Regions from separate parts of the Homo sapiens genome. Here region 1 is linked to region 2. The links are chromatin contacts, found by Hi-C or POLR2A ChIA-PET in ENCODE. All regions are on one chromosome and are shown on one strand. The core of a region is the stretch at or near the end of the contact, and the rest is flanking DNA. Distances in the headings are between cores, read along the strand shown. Region 1 holds the start of GARRE1 (granule associated Rac and RHOG effector 1). Region 2 overlaps WDR88 (WD repeat domain 88).

What was found. Hi-C counts contacts between places; a loop is a spot of excess contacts on that map. ChIA-PET counts read pairs that join two places held with the same protein, here RNA polymerase II (POLR2A). Pooled maps may share reads with other maps.
Region 1: a pooled map shows a loop between it and region 2 (4-fold over the local background). The contact joins the promoter of GARRE1 here to the enhancer-like site in region 2. A Hi-C loop is called at or near these places in 1 of 168 maps with a recorded cell type or tissue (CD4-positive, alpha-beta memory T cell) and 8 of 50 pooled maps. POLR2A ChIA-PET finds 5 or more read pairs at or near these places in 3 of 52 experiments (GM12878, activated naive CD4-positive, alpha-beta T cell and naive thymus-derived CD8-positive, alpha-beta T cell).

Annotation. Positions count from the first base shown.
Region 1 is chr19:34,253,108-34,259,734 of GRCh38, reverse strand. It overlaps GARRE1 (granule associated Rac and RHOG effector 1), which reads right to left and starts at 5,181. Exons shown (of 14, transcript NM_014686.5): 1 at 5,121-5,181. RefSeq lists a silencer at 360-560 and an enhancer at 4,363-4,884.
Region 2 is chr19:33,155,322-33,161,885 of GRCh38, reverse strand. It overlaps WDR88 (WD repeat domain 88), which reads right to left. Exons shown (of 11, transcript NM_173479.4): 7 at 5,344-5,531; 8 at 1,390-1,472. It overlaps LOC124904691 (a long non-coding RNA gene), which reads left to right. Exons shown (of 2, transcript XR_007067228.1): 2 at 1,231-2,115. Among named protein-coding and RNA genes, the nearest start is that of TRT-AGT1-3, 18 kb to the left of the region's middle. RefSeq lists a cis regulatory region at 545 and enhancers at 461-630, 974-1,383. Within about 2 kb of position 1,250, at least 4 of the 41 ENCODE cell types and tissues checked have a DNase peak (open chromatin) inside an H3K27ac peak, as active enhancers do.

The DNA of each region.
Region 1 (6,627 bases), core at 3,932-6,431, 1.1 Mb before region 2:
TATCATTCTGCCCCTGGCTCCTCATGTCCCCTCATTAAACTGAATGAAATACAAAACAAACAAACAAACAAACAAAAAAAACTTCATCATTTCCACGCACTGTGTTCTAGGCCCTGGAGATCAAAGCAGTAAATAAGACACGCAAGATCTCTGAAACCTGGGAGAGGTTACTTGGTGACTCCCCTTCTAGGCACTTATAATACTTTATGACAATTGCTTATTTGGCATTCTTCCCAGGATGTGCTGTCCAGCTCTGTATTCTGATCTTCCAGTAAAGTAACTGGGCTGTACTGTAGGTACTCCATAAATGTGAGCTAACTCAATTCTTGAGTAAATTCACTGGGTCTCCTCTTTCACATCCAGAGTAGGACCACGTTAAGCCTGAAATCCCTTAAGAAAAGGTACAAAGTCTAAATCGAGGTGTAGGGATAGAAAGCAAATGGCAAATACAATCCATATCAAGAAGGAAGATGTGATTCACCGGCTGGTAAGAACCTTAAGAGTCAGGAAGGACAGGACACCTTGATAAGTGATATTTATTTATTTATTTATTTACTTATTTATTTTGAGACAGGGTCTCGCTCTGTTGCTTGGGCTGGAGTGCAGTGGCACAATCACAGTTCACTGAATCCTTAACCTCCTAGGCTCAAGCAATCCTCCGGCCTCAGCCTCCCAAGTAGCTGGAATTATAGGCATGGACCACCACACCTAGATAATTTTGGAGTCTCACTATGTTGCCTAGGCTGATCTCAAGCAATCCTCCCACCTTGGCCTCCCAAACTTCTGGGATCACAGGCATGAGCCCCTGTGCCAGACCTAAAATTCATTTTTTTAAGAGACAGAGGTCTCACTATGTTGCCCAGGCTGGTCTCCAACTCCTGAGAGCATGTAATCCTCTCACCTTGTCCTCGCAAAGAAGTGATATTTTCTTTTCTTTTTTTTTTTGAGACGGAGTCTTACTCTGTCGCCCAGGCTGGAGTGCAGTGGCACGATCTCAGCTCACTGCAAGCTCCGCCTCCCAGGTTCACACCATTCTCCTACCTCAGCCTCCTGAGTAGCTGGGACTACAGGCGCCCATCGCCATGTCCGGCTAATTTTTTAATATTTTTTTTTTAGTAGAGATGGGGTTTCACCATGTTAGCCAAGATGGTCTCGGTCTCCTGACCTCGTGATCCGCTCACCTCGGCCTCCCAAAGTGCTGGGATTACAGGCGTGAGCCACTGCGCCCGGCCAGAAGTGATATTTTCTTCACCTGGAGAAAGCATGGCCTCAGGAACATGTCCAGGGGTTACTGAACAGGAGAAAAAGAATTGACCTGCAGAAAACTCTGAGTCGGGGGTCACTAAGTGGTGGCAGAGGTAAGGAAATGAGGTGGTTCTCTACCCAGGACTCATATACTGGATAAGTGGGAAGGAATATGTTTTGGAGCGGGGGTAAGAGGTACAAAACTAGGCTTCAGAAAATGCCCCAAGGTAGATGTATGAAGAGAAGCAGTAAAGACAAATGAGAAAGTGCAGTCACAGATTTCAGGAAATGACCACACTAGTTCCAAGTCAAGAAGGCCAATCAAGGCCAAGCGTGGTGTCTCACGCCTGTAATCCCAGCACTTTTGAGGTCAGGAGTTCAAGACCAGCCTGGCCAACATGGTGAAACCCCATCTCTATTAAAAATACAAAAATTTGCTGGGGGTGGTGGCGCAGACCTGTAATCCCAGCTACTCGGGAGGCTGAGGCAGGAGACTCGTTTGAACCCTGGAGCCAGAGGTTGCAGTGAGCTGAGACCGAGCCACTGCACTCCAGTCTGGGCAACAGAGCAAGACTCTGTCTCAAAAAAAAAAAAAAGAAAAAAAAGAAAAAGAAAAAAGAAGGCCAATCAATGGGAGATTCACGAGAGCAAGAAAGAATAGCTCACCATGCCAAATACCTGAGATCAAAGTCAAGGAAAATAATTAAGCAATGGCCACTGCATGCATCAGTTAGGGGACCCTCAAGAGGGCAGTTTCAGTAGAGTTAAAGACATTTGAAGCACAAGCACAACCTGTTGCTGTTTTTCCTTAATCCAAACACAACATTCAGGCTCTCTGTGAACTTACACTTCAGAGAAAACGGCAACCTGCTTTTCAATAACTCCAAAACAAATCAATTCCTTATCTAAACCAACATTTTTTTGCCTACCTAGGAAGATCATCATTTTTCACTAAGGACAAAGTTACAGGAGGAAAAAAGAGTGATTAGCCAGGGGTGGTGGCTCACAACTGTGATCCCAGCTCCTAGGGAGGCTGAGGCAGAAGAATTGCTTGAACCTGGGAGGTGGAGGTTGCAGTAAGCCAAGATTGCGCCACTGCACTCCAGCCTCGGGGACAGAGGGAGACTCCGACTCAAAAAAAAAGAGAGTGGACACCCAACCCATGTGATATCCCAGCCTGCTAGCTTTCAGAAACAATTATTTCCTATAGACTTGGAAGACCCACTTGACACATGGATCCTGATGTATTAGGCTATAGGTTTTCAACAGAACAAACATTTACTAAAATTTTCACAGAATCATGTGCAATTTGCTTAAAAAAAAAAAAAAGGATGCTTAAAACATGGTCTTCCAAACATCTGGAGATAATTTTAGATTGAAAAATCTAGGCTTGCCAAGGGAATCTGAGAACTTTTCTATCTTGGTCTCCAATGCCAACCTACGTATTTGTGTGCAAAAATAGAGGAAGATTAGAATCTCAAATGCCACACTGAAAAGTTGCCACAACAAACCTGAACTCTTCATATGGAGTTTGTTATCTTGTCAGCAAGAAAGCAAATGAAACGGCAATAAACTAAACTTTTTGCTTTAAAAAGAAAAAAAAAATCTCAAACATGAAATATTCCCTGTACTTGTATTGGAAAATGATTTCTTTTTAAAACAAAATATTGTGAAGATACTGTGAAAAGAAAATACTGTGATTTTTAAAGACACTTGAAAACATCTAAGCACACACAAAATGTAAATATGAACTTTGTAAGTAGCCCTTACAAACATACACTTAGAACTTTTAGTCTAAAATATGATAAAATGATAAAGCTTACATATTATTCAATAAATCTGGAACTGACTAGCCATTTACAAAATATTTCATATTTTAAACCAAGAATGAATTTTAGGTAGACTAAAGGCAAAAAAATAAAACCATGAAACGATGAGACGCAAACATGAATTTCTTTTTTTTTTTTTTTGAGATGGAGTCTCACTCTGTTGCCCAGGCTGGAGCGCAGTGGCACGACCTCGGCTCACTGCAACCTTCGCCTCCTGGGCTCAAGCGATTCTCCTGCCTCAGCCTCCCAAGTAGCTGGGACTACAGGAGCGCGCCACCATGCTTGGCTAATGTGTTTTTTTGTATTTTTTTAGTTGAATCCGGGTTTCACCACGTTGGCCAGGCTGGTCTAGAACTCCTGACCTCAAGTGATCCGCCCGCCTCGGCCTCCCAAAGTGCTGGGATTACAGGCATGAGCCATCGCGCCAGGCTGGAATTTTTTTTTATGACAAAGAGACAGAAAAATTGTCCAAATATGTCAAAGGAAAACAAATACTATGTATTCTTAAAAATTGAACGTTACGGCCGGACACGGTGGCTCACGCCTATAATCCCAGCACTTTGGAACGCCGAGCCAGGCGGATCACCTGAGGTCAGGAGTTCGAGACCAACCTGGTCAACTGGGCGAAACCCTGTCTCTACTAAAAATACAAAAATTAGCCGGGCGTGGTGGGTGCCTGTAATCTCAGCTACTCGGGAGACTAAAGCAGGAGAATCGCTCGAACCCGGGAGGCTAAGGTTGCAGTTAATCTAGATCCCGCCACTGCACTCCAGCCTGGGTGACAGAGGGAGACTGTCTCAAAAAAAAACAAATAAAGTTACCTTTGACCCCATTTGTAAATTTATTCTAAGATAACAATCAGACCAGGTGTAATATCTCACACTTGTAATCCCAACACTTTGGAAGGCGAAGGCGTGAGGGTCGCTTGAGGCCAGAAGTTTTGAGACCAGCCTGGGCAACAGTCTCTTATTAAAAAAAAAAAAAAAAGACCATATCAAACAAATCCTTCCGGCAGAATTGTTTATCTTGTGACAAATTGGAAACTATCTCAATGCTCATCGGTGGTTAAATCACATACTGTAAAGTCCATAAAAATAACAATACCTATCTGTATTTATTGATTATCACCAAAATGTTAGCAGTGGTTGTCACTGAATGGTAGACTGGCAGATGACTGTCATTTTCTACCTTAAGACTTTTTGTGTCGTCTTGAGTGTTTTGCCAGGAAAGGAGAATTAACTGCTTTTATAATGGGGATGAGGGACCAGAACAAGGTATTTTCAAACTGGAGGCCCCCAAAGCTGAGTCTCTGGAAAATTTCTAAAAAGTCTAAACAAAATTCTTATCATGCCAACCAGGCACGCTTCTTTCCTCGCACCGCGCGGCGCAGAAAGACACACCCCTGACTCTGCGCTCGTCCCTCGGGCTCGGGTCCTCCACGCTCAGCCCCGGCCCTCCCGGTCCCCGCGGACCCTCCCCTCGGGCCCAATGCGCCAGCTGGCTCCGCAGGGCCGGAAAAGCGCGTTCCTCGGCAGCCTGGCGCCGCCGGGAAGGTGCGCGCAGCCCGCCCGGCAGCCCCGGGATGGCGTGAGGGCCGCCTCCCCGGCTAGCCCCAGCGGACCCCTGCCGCCAGCAGGCCGCCCTCCCTCCGCGGGCTTCCGGGAGCGGGTCCTGGCGCCAGCGCGACCTCCCGGGCCCCGGCGAACCGAGGGAGCGTCCCCTTTCCCCGCCTGACGGGCGCCGACCCGCCCCTGCGGTGCCGCGGCCGCCGAGTCTCCGACGCGCCCCCAGGTCCCGGGTTCGCGCCAGGAGGCCCCTCCGGGCTTCCGTCGGCCGGCCAGCGCCCGCAAAGCCCGGCGTCCTCCACAGCGGGCGGGCAAGGGGCGGGAGCCCACGGCCCCGCGCCCTGCGGCCCCGAGCGGAGCGGCGCCCCGCGGGCCCGTCTCGCCGTCTGCCCTGGCTGCGGCCCGCGGCCCCGCTGCCCACCGCCCACCGCCCGACCCCGCCCGCCAGCCCCCGCCTGCGCCCGCCGCGCCCGCTCCTCACCTGCGACGCGCCCCGGCCCCCAGCGCACCGCCTTGGACCGGCTGTGTACACCGGAAGTTACGTCTCCGGTCCGGCCCCGCCCCCGCCTCGGGCGGACGCGGGGAGGTTGCGGATCCCGCGCCTAGAGCGGACTCTCCTCTCGCATTAGAGGGGAGGGGGCGCCCCGGAGCCTCCTCTCCTGGGACCCTGGGCCCCCAAGCGGGACGGCCGGGGCGGAGGTTGAGGACTGGCGGCCAGAGCCGGAGGTCCACCCAGATCCCCCACCATGGCTTGGCCCCCGGGCGGGAGGGGTCGGGCTGCGTCCTCCTGGATTTATTACTGAAATTGACTGAAATCGATTACTGGCGTATGGAGTGTTTCCTAGATGCCAGGCCCCGACGGGCACTGCAGGAACGGGTAGTGCTCTCTCCCTCATAAGTTTATTCCTTAGTGGTAAATACACAATACCATTGTCACATATCCGGGTGATAATATAGTACCAATGGTGACAAGTGGTAGGAGGGGAAAGAGTAAGAGGGAGGGAGAGAGTACCCTGACCTAGTAAAGGAGAGTGATCCGGAATTCCCCCAGGGAAAGAGCAGGAGCTGAGGTCCTAAGGGGTAGAAGGGAGAAAAAAAAAAAAAAAAACGAGAAGGGAGGAGAACACATTACGCAGAAGCAGCAGCAAGGGTCTTCCAGTTCTGTGGGTTTTGTTTGTTTGAGACGGAGTCTTGCTCTATCGCCCAGGCTGGAGTGCAGTGACGTGATCTTGGCTCGCTGCAACCTCCACCTCCCGGGTTCAAGTGATTCTCCTGCCTCAGCCTCCCGGATAGCTGCGATTACAAGCGTGCGCCACCACGCCCGGCTAATTTTTGTGTTATTAGTAGAGACGGGATTTCCCCATGTTGGCCACGCTGGTCTCAAACTCCTGACCTCAGGTGTTCCGCCCACCTCGGCCTCCCAAAGTGCTTGAGCCACGGAGCATGGCCCAGTTTTGTGTTCCAATAATAAATCAGAGTGGTGAGAAGTTAGGTCTTACTTGACAGTGTTGCAAAACTAATGAGTTTTAAGCAAGAGGTGATTTGTCCATACTTGAGAGTGTAAAGGGGTTACTCTAGATGCAGTGTGGAGAAGGAAGGACTACGGAGGGGAGGCAAGAGTGGATATAAATGTGTACACCCATGTTCATATTAGTCAGAAGGTGGAAGCAACCCAATGTCCATCCACGGGTGAATGGGTTCACAAAATGTGGTATAAACATAACAATAGAATATTACTCAGCGTTGAAGGAGGCCGGGCGCCGTGGCTTACGCCTGTAATCCCAGCACTTTGGGAGGCCAAGGCGCGTGGATCACCTGAGGTCAGGAGTTCGAGACCAGCCTGACCAACATGATGAAACCCCGTCTCTACTAAAAATACAAAATCAGCCAGGCGTGGTGGCGCATGCCTATAATCCCAGCTACGATGCAAATAGATGAGCTTTGAAGATATTATGCCAAAAGAAACCAGTCACAAAGACAAATATCCT
Region 2 (6,564 bases), core at 1-2,500:
TCTAGAGATTCTTATGCCTCAGCCTCCCAAGTAGCTGGGACTACAGGTGGGCATGACCACACCTGGCTAATTTTTGTATTTTTAGTAGAGATGGTGTTTCACTATGTTGGCCAGGCTGGTCTCGAACTCCTGACCTCCAATGATCCTCCAGCCTCAGCCTCCCAAAGTGCTGGGATTACAGGCATGAGCCACTGTGCCTAGATGACAGAGGGACTTTAAGCACAGAGAGGTTTAACATTCCATTTTAATCCGTTTATTTGCTGTGAGGAAACTCGCTTTGTCTCCCCAAGTCCTAGGAGAAGACAGCTCAGATAGACCAGCCCCAGGGACCTGAATATGGGCTGCTCAAGGACACATGTCTACTTTGTGTCCCTGGGAACAGAAAGACCAAGAATCAGGGATGCACGCATTCACAGCCAAAGGTGACAGTGAGATCGTGAAACCAGGGAGTATGCAGAAATCCTGGGGTGTGGGGCCCCTTGGGGGAACAGGGGCACAGCATGAGGCAATTGTGGGTTCTTGCTGTGTTGGATAACACATCCCCGTATCATAGAGCCACTCTGAGTTGGGGCTCCTCTCATCCTCTCACTTGTAGCCCAGAGCATTCAGTTGACATCCCCATTTTGGAACCCCAAGCTTTCTGTGCATGCCTCACTAGGGCATGCGTCTCTCTTCAAGGTAATTTCTGTTTTTTGTTTTGTTTTGTTTTGTTAGAGACAGAATCTCAGTCTATCGCCCAGGCTGGAGTGCAGTGGCACAATCTTGGCCCAGTGCAACCTCCGCCTCCCGGGTTCAAGCGATCCTCCCACCTCAGCCTCCCAAGTAGCTGGGACTACAGGTTTGCACCACCACACCCGGCTGATTTTTGTATTTTTAGTAGAGACGGGGGTTTCACCATGTTGGCCAGGCTGGTCTCAAACTCCTGACCTCAGGTGATCCGCCCACCTCAGCCTCCCAAAGTACTGGGATTACAGGAGTGAGCCACAGTGCCCAGGCCTGCACAGTAACTTCTGCTGTTCTTAGACACTCCCACCTCAGGGTTTTTGCATCAGCTGTTCCATCTGCCTGGACTGCCCTTCTTCTTCAAGATCCCCACTTATGTAGTCCTTTCTGTTCTCAGCTCAAACACCTCCTTCTCCAGGAAGCTCTGCCCATGCAATGTGGATGGGTCCCCCGCCTCTGTCCCCATCATGTCACCCTGTTGTGGTTTCTCCATTTCACTCCTCACAGTCGGTGGTGTGTTTGCTGGCTTCCTGTCTGTCCTTCATCAGCCCACAGAGGCATCAAGGCCTGTGTCACTCACAGCTGTGTCCCCAGCAACCAGCATTGAGCACAGGAAGGACTCGGGAGGGAAGTTCAGATCCTCAATCTCATGCTGGCCACATGTACCTTCAAAGAGAGCTTCCGGTAGCCTTCTGCTACATCCCAAATAGCCACAGTCCTATCAAACCCTCCAGAAATGAGAAAAGAGCCTGCAACAGAAAATGAAAGGGTGGAGATGGGGGTCAACTTTCCAAGCCAAGTGAGCCCAAAGCCAGCTGAAGATGCCTTGGCGAGGCACCACCTCATCTCACTCTGACAACACTGAAACCCCTTCCTGGAGTGGCTCCACGACCCCAAGCCAATTACAGCTGATTCTTATCATTTACAGTAGTCATGTTCTATGACAGGGGTCCCCAGTCCCTGGGCCACAGACTGGTACCAATCCATGGCCTGTTGGGAACCAGGCCACCCAGCAGACAGTGAGTGGTAGGCAAGCAAGCCAAAGCTTCATCTGTATTTACAGCCACTCCCCATCGCTCGTATTACCACCTGAGCTCGGCCTCCTGTCAGATCAGCTGCAGCATTCGATTCTCACGGGAGCATGAACCCTATTGTGAACTGCGGATGCGAGGGATTAGGTTGTGCACTCTTTATGAGAATCTAATGCCTGATGATCTGTCACTGTCTCCCATCACCCCCAGATGGGACCATCTAGTTGCAGGAAAACAAGCTCAGGGCTCCCACTGATTCTACATGATGCTGACTTGTATAATTATTTCACTATATATTACAATGTAATAATAATAAAAATAAAGGGCACAATAAATGTAATACACTTGGGTCATCCCGAAACCATCCTCCACAGCTCCCATTTGTGGAAAAGTTGTCTTCCATGAAACCTGTCCCTGGCGCCAGAAAGGTTGGGGGCCTCTGCAGTTTTTGCAGACACTGAATTAGTGAATACTGAACCATCGCTCCTAGGGGAAATACAGGGTCAGTTTCCTGCGAGCTCTGGTCACATTCTCATCAGTTGATCAGTACGTAACTTTGTTTTATGTGTGTTTCTGTTTAAAGACACCTTATTGCATATATACTGTTGATTTGTTTACATTGAACTCACAACCAACAGCTGTAACTCATGCCTGAATGGATGCATGCATTTTCCCCATCATAGCACTCTCGCGCTTAGGAACGGCAAACAGCACTTCGGCACTGTGGTTAGGGATCATTTTATTTGTTATTTATTTATTTATTTATTTATTTATTTATTTATTTATTTATTTATTTTTAGAGATAAGGTCTTGCTCTGTCACCCAGGCTAGAGTGCAGTGATGCAATCAGCTCACAGCAGCTTCAAACTCCTGGTCTCAAGCAATCCTCCCACTTCAGTTACCAAGTAGCTGGGACTACAAGCAGGTGCCAGCACACCTGGCTAAATTTTTTTTTTTTGTTTTGGTAGAGATGGGGTCTCACTATGTTGCCCAGGCTGATCTCAAACTCCTGGGTTCAAGCAATACTCCCGCCTCAGCACCCCCCCAGCACTGAAATTAAAGCTGTGAGCCACCACACACGGCCAAGGGAGCCATTTTACACAGCAAAATCACTAACAAAAAGCAAAAGAAAGCCCAGGTGTGGTGGCTCACGTCTGTAATCCCAGCACTTTGGGAGGCTGAGGCAGGCAGATCACATGAGGACAGGAGTTCAAGACCAGCCTGGACAACATGGCGAAACCCCATCTCTACCAAAAATACAAAAATTAGCCAGGCATGGTAGTGCGCACCTGTAATCCAAGCTACTTGGAAGGCTGAAGCAGGAGAATCGCTTGAACCCAGGAGGCAGAGGTTGCAGTGAGCCAAGATCGCGCAACTGCGCTCCAGCCTGGGCAACAGAGGGAGCAAAACAAACAAACAACAACAAAAAAAAATGGTGGCACTAAATAGACCACAAAAAGGACATTTTACCACGTGGGAGGTGAAACAAGAAGGCAGAGTGTTGCCTTGTCCAACCTCAGCTGGGAGGTGACTTAGATTTTTTGCTGCTCTTCACATCTGTGAGTGACCTTGAAAGTGCCATGAATGTTGACTTTAGGTTTACAAATAAATATCAGCAAGTAGGTGACTTCACAAATACAGAATCAGGAATAATAATGATTAACTGCATGTGATTCTTTTTTTTTTCTTTCTTTTTTTCTTTTTTTGAGACAGAGTCTCACTCCGTCACCCAGGCTAGAGTGTAGGAGCGCAGTGGCACAATTTTGGCTCAACTGCATGTGATTCTGAACCCCATAAAGCCAAGGACAGAAGCTGGCAGGGTGCCTCACAGTGGGACTTAGACAAGGGGTGCTGCTGAAGAGGGAAAGTTGCCCAGAAGCACCCTAGTGCTTCTCAAGCCAGGCCCCAGTGGCATGTGTGCCAGCTGAGGCCCCCAGACACACAGAGCAAGCCCCACTTCTCACCAGGATAGGGGAGCATATGTTTGGCTCCTGAGTGTCAAGAGCACCCACTTCCCTCCCTGGAGCTGGCTAGCCGCGGTGGCTTCCTGTCACTGCCCCCATTCACCTCTATGTCCCTTTATCTGGCAACAGCTCCCAATTTCCTGTGGGGAAACACTCCTTGCCTACTCTTAGTCCCTCTGCATCAGGGGGTTCTGACCCCAACCCTAGCTCTGCAGGTGGGCAAGTCACCCAGACCTGGCCAATCAGAGGCTTTCGTTGCCCCCTAAGTGATTCATTAAGAGATGGACATGTGTCCCAAGCTGAGCCAATGGGAGTCTTCCCTGGGACTTGTTCTGGCACCATCAGACAGAAGGTCTCTTTCTCCAGGACTGCCAGGGGCCAGAACTAGGCTGAGCTGGACCACTAAAGGTCCTCTTTACCTCTTTAATTTTATATATATATATATATATATATATATATATATATATATATATATATATACATACATACACACACACACATACATACATATATACATACACACACACATATATACACATACATATATATATACACATATATATACATATATACACATATATACATATATATACACATATATACATATATATATACACATATATATACATATATATATATATACACATATATATACATATATATATATATTGAGACAGAGTCTCGCTCTGTCACCCAGGCTGGAGTGCAGTGGTGCAATCTTGGCTCACTGCAGCCTCCGCCTCCCGGGTTCAAGCGATTCTCCTGCCTGAGGCTCCCGAATAGCTGGAATTACAGGCATCCACCACCACACCTGGCTAATTTTTGTATTTTTTAGTAGAGATGGGGTTTCACCATGTTGGCCAGGCTGATCTTGAACTCCTGACCTCAGGTGATCCGCCCACCTCAGCCTCCCAAAGTGCTGGGATTACAGGCATGAGCCATTGTGCCTGGCCTTTTTTTTTTTCTTTTTAGACACAGGGTCTCACTCTGTTGCCCAGGCTGGAGTGCAGTAGCACAATCATAGCTCACTGCAGCCTCAAACTCCTGGGCTCAAGTGATCCTCCCACCTCAGCCTCTTGAAGAGCTGAGACTACAGGTGTGCACCACCACACCCAGCTAATTTTTTAATTTTTTTGTAGAGACAGGGTCTTGCTGTGTTGCCCAGGCTGGTCTTGAACTCCTGGCTTCAAGCAGTCCTCCCACCTTGGCCTCCCAAAGCATTGGGATTACAGGCATAAGGCACCTCATCCGGCCATCTTTGCCTCCTTGGGGGTAAAGGCTGATACAGAGGGAAGCTAGGTTGAAAGACAGAGTGGAAGGGTTGGGTTCCCAACAGCATTGACTCTCTTGTCCCATCCATGCCTGAAGTCAGACGTGCTCTTGGACTTTTCCATTACAGGATTAATCAATTTCTTTGGTTGCATACGCCACATTGAGCTGAGTTTCTACCACTGTAAACTGGTACCTGTGGTCTTCCCTCTTGGGTTTTTTGTTCTCGTGGGGAAGAATCCGCCCTCCCTGTCAGCATCATTGGAAATTGCCTCTCTGTCCATTTGAACGGAACATGGAGAACTCTGCCCAGCACTCCCACAGGAATGGAGGCCTTCTGCATGTTAATTACTCACTGTCTCTGGCAAAGTGACAGGAACTGACAGAACCTTCATGGCCCTGCATCAGAGTCACACAGGCTCCACAGTTTCGAAACTCCCCTGTGTGGACGTTCCATATTTTTAAGTTTTTATCCCAGGAGCTTGTACACAGGAAATGGCCACTGAAGGTAAAACAGCAGTTTGAGATTGCATTGGAATGTGCCCTGAAACACAGATGGTGGGGTGCACACATTAGCGCTTTGCTCCTGGAGGACCTGAAGACATACCTAAAGCCGGGGGTATTTTCTCCTGTGAGCTCATGGTCGGGCTGCACATGCTAGCACTTCGCCCCAAGAGGACCTGAAGACATACCTAAGTGGGGGTCAGCATCTCCTGTGAGCTCATGTTCATCATGCCTTTGATCACTGCCTACCATGGTCCAGATGTGAATTGCTCAGACTGTCACGCTGTTCCAGCATTTCTCGACTGCACCAATTTTTAGAAAAATAATAATAGAGACAGTGTTTCGCTATGTTACCCAGGCTGCTCTCAAACTCCTAGGCTCTAGTGGTCCACCTGCCTTGGCCTCCCAAAGTAGTGCTGGGATTACAGGCGTGAGCCACGGCACTGGGCCAACCACACCAAGGTGGACATTTTGAGCTGGGTCACTCAGAGTTGTGGGGGCCGTCCTGTGTTCTGTAGGAGGTGGAGCAGCATCCCTGGCCTCTCCTGGCTAGATGCCAGGAACCCCCACACCCAGTTGTGACAACAAAACATGAGTCCAGACATTGTCAAATGTCCACTGGGGCACAAATTGCCCTCATTTGGGAAGATTCTGCAGTATTCCCTTGGCGCTGGAGGGAAAAGCAGCTGGTGTCAGGAGTGATTGATTGACAGACAGCCTTTGGGGCTTGGTGCTGGGTGGCGCTTACACAGAGGCTCTCTCCTGCTCCCCATCTTTCCCCCAACAATGTCAGGCGTGGTCTCCCCCTGTTCCACCCCTCTCTTACTTACTCCTCTGCTTCTCCACCCCAACTATTCACTCTCCCTTTTTCTCACTCCTATCCTCATTTGTCTTCAGTGCTATTCAAGTATATTTCAGTGTTGTATATTTAATTAATAAAATTGTGGGTTATTTGGCTGGGTGCAGTGGCTCATGCCTATAATCCCAGCACTTTGGGAGGCCTAGGTGGAAGGATTGCTTGAGCCCAGGATTTTGACACCAGCCTGGGCAACATAGCAAGACCCCATCTCTAC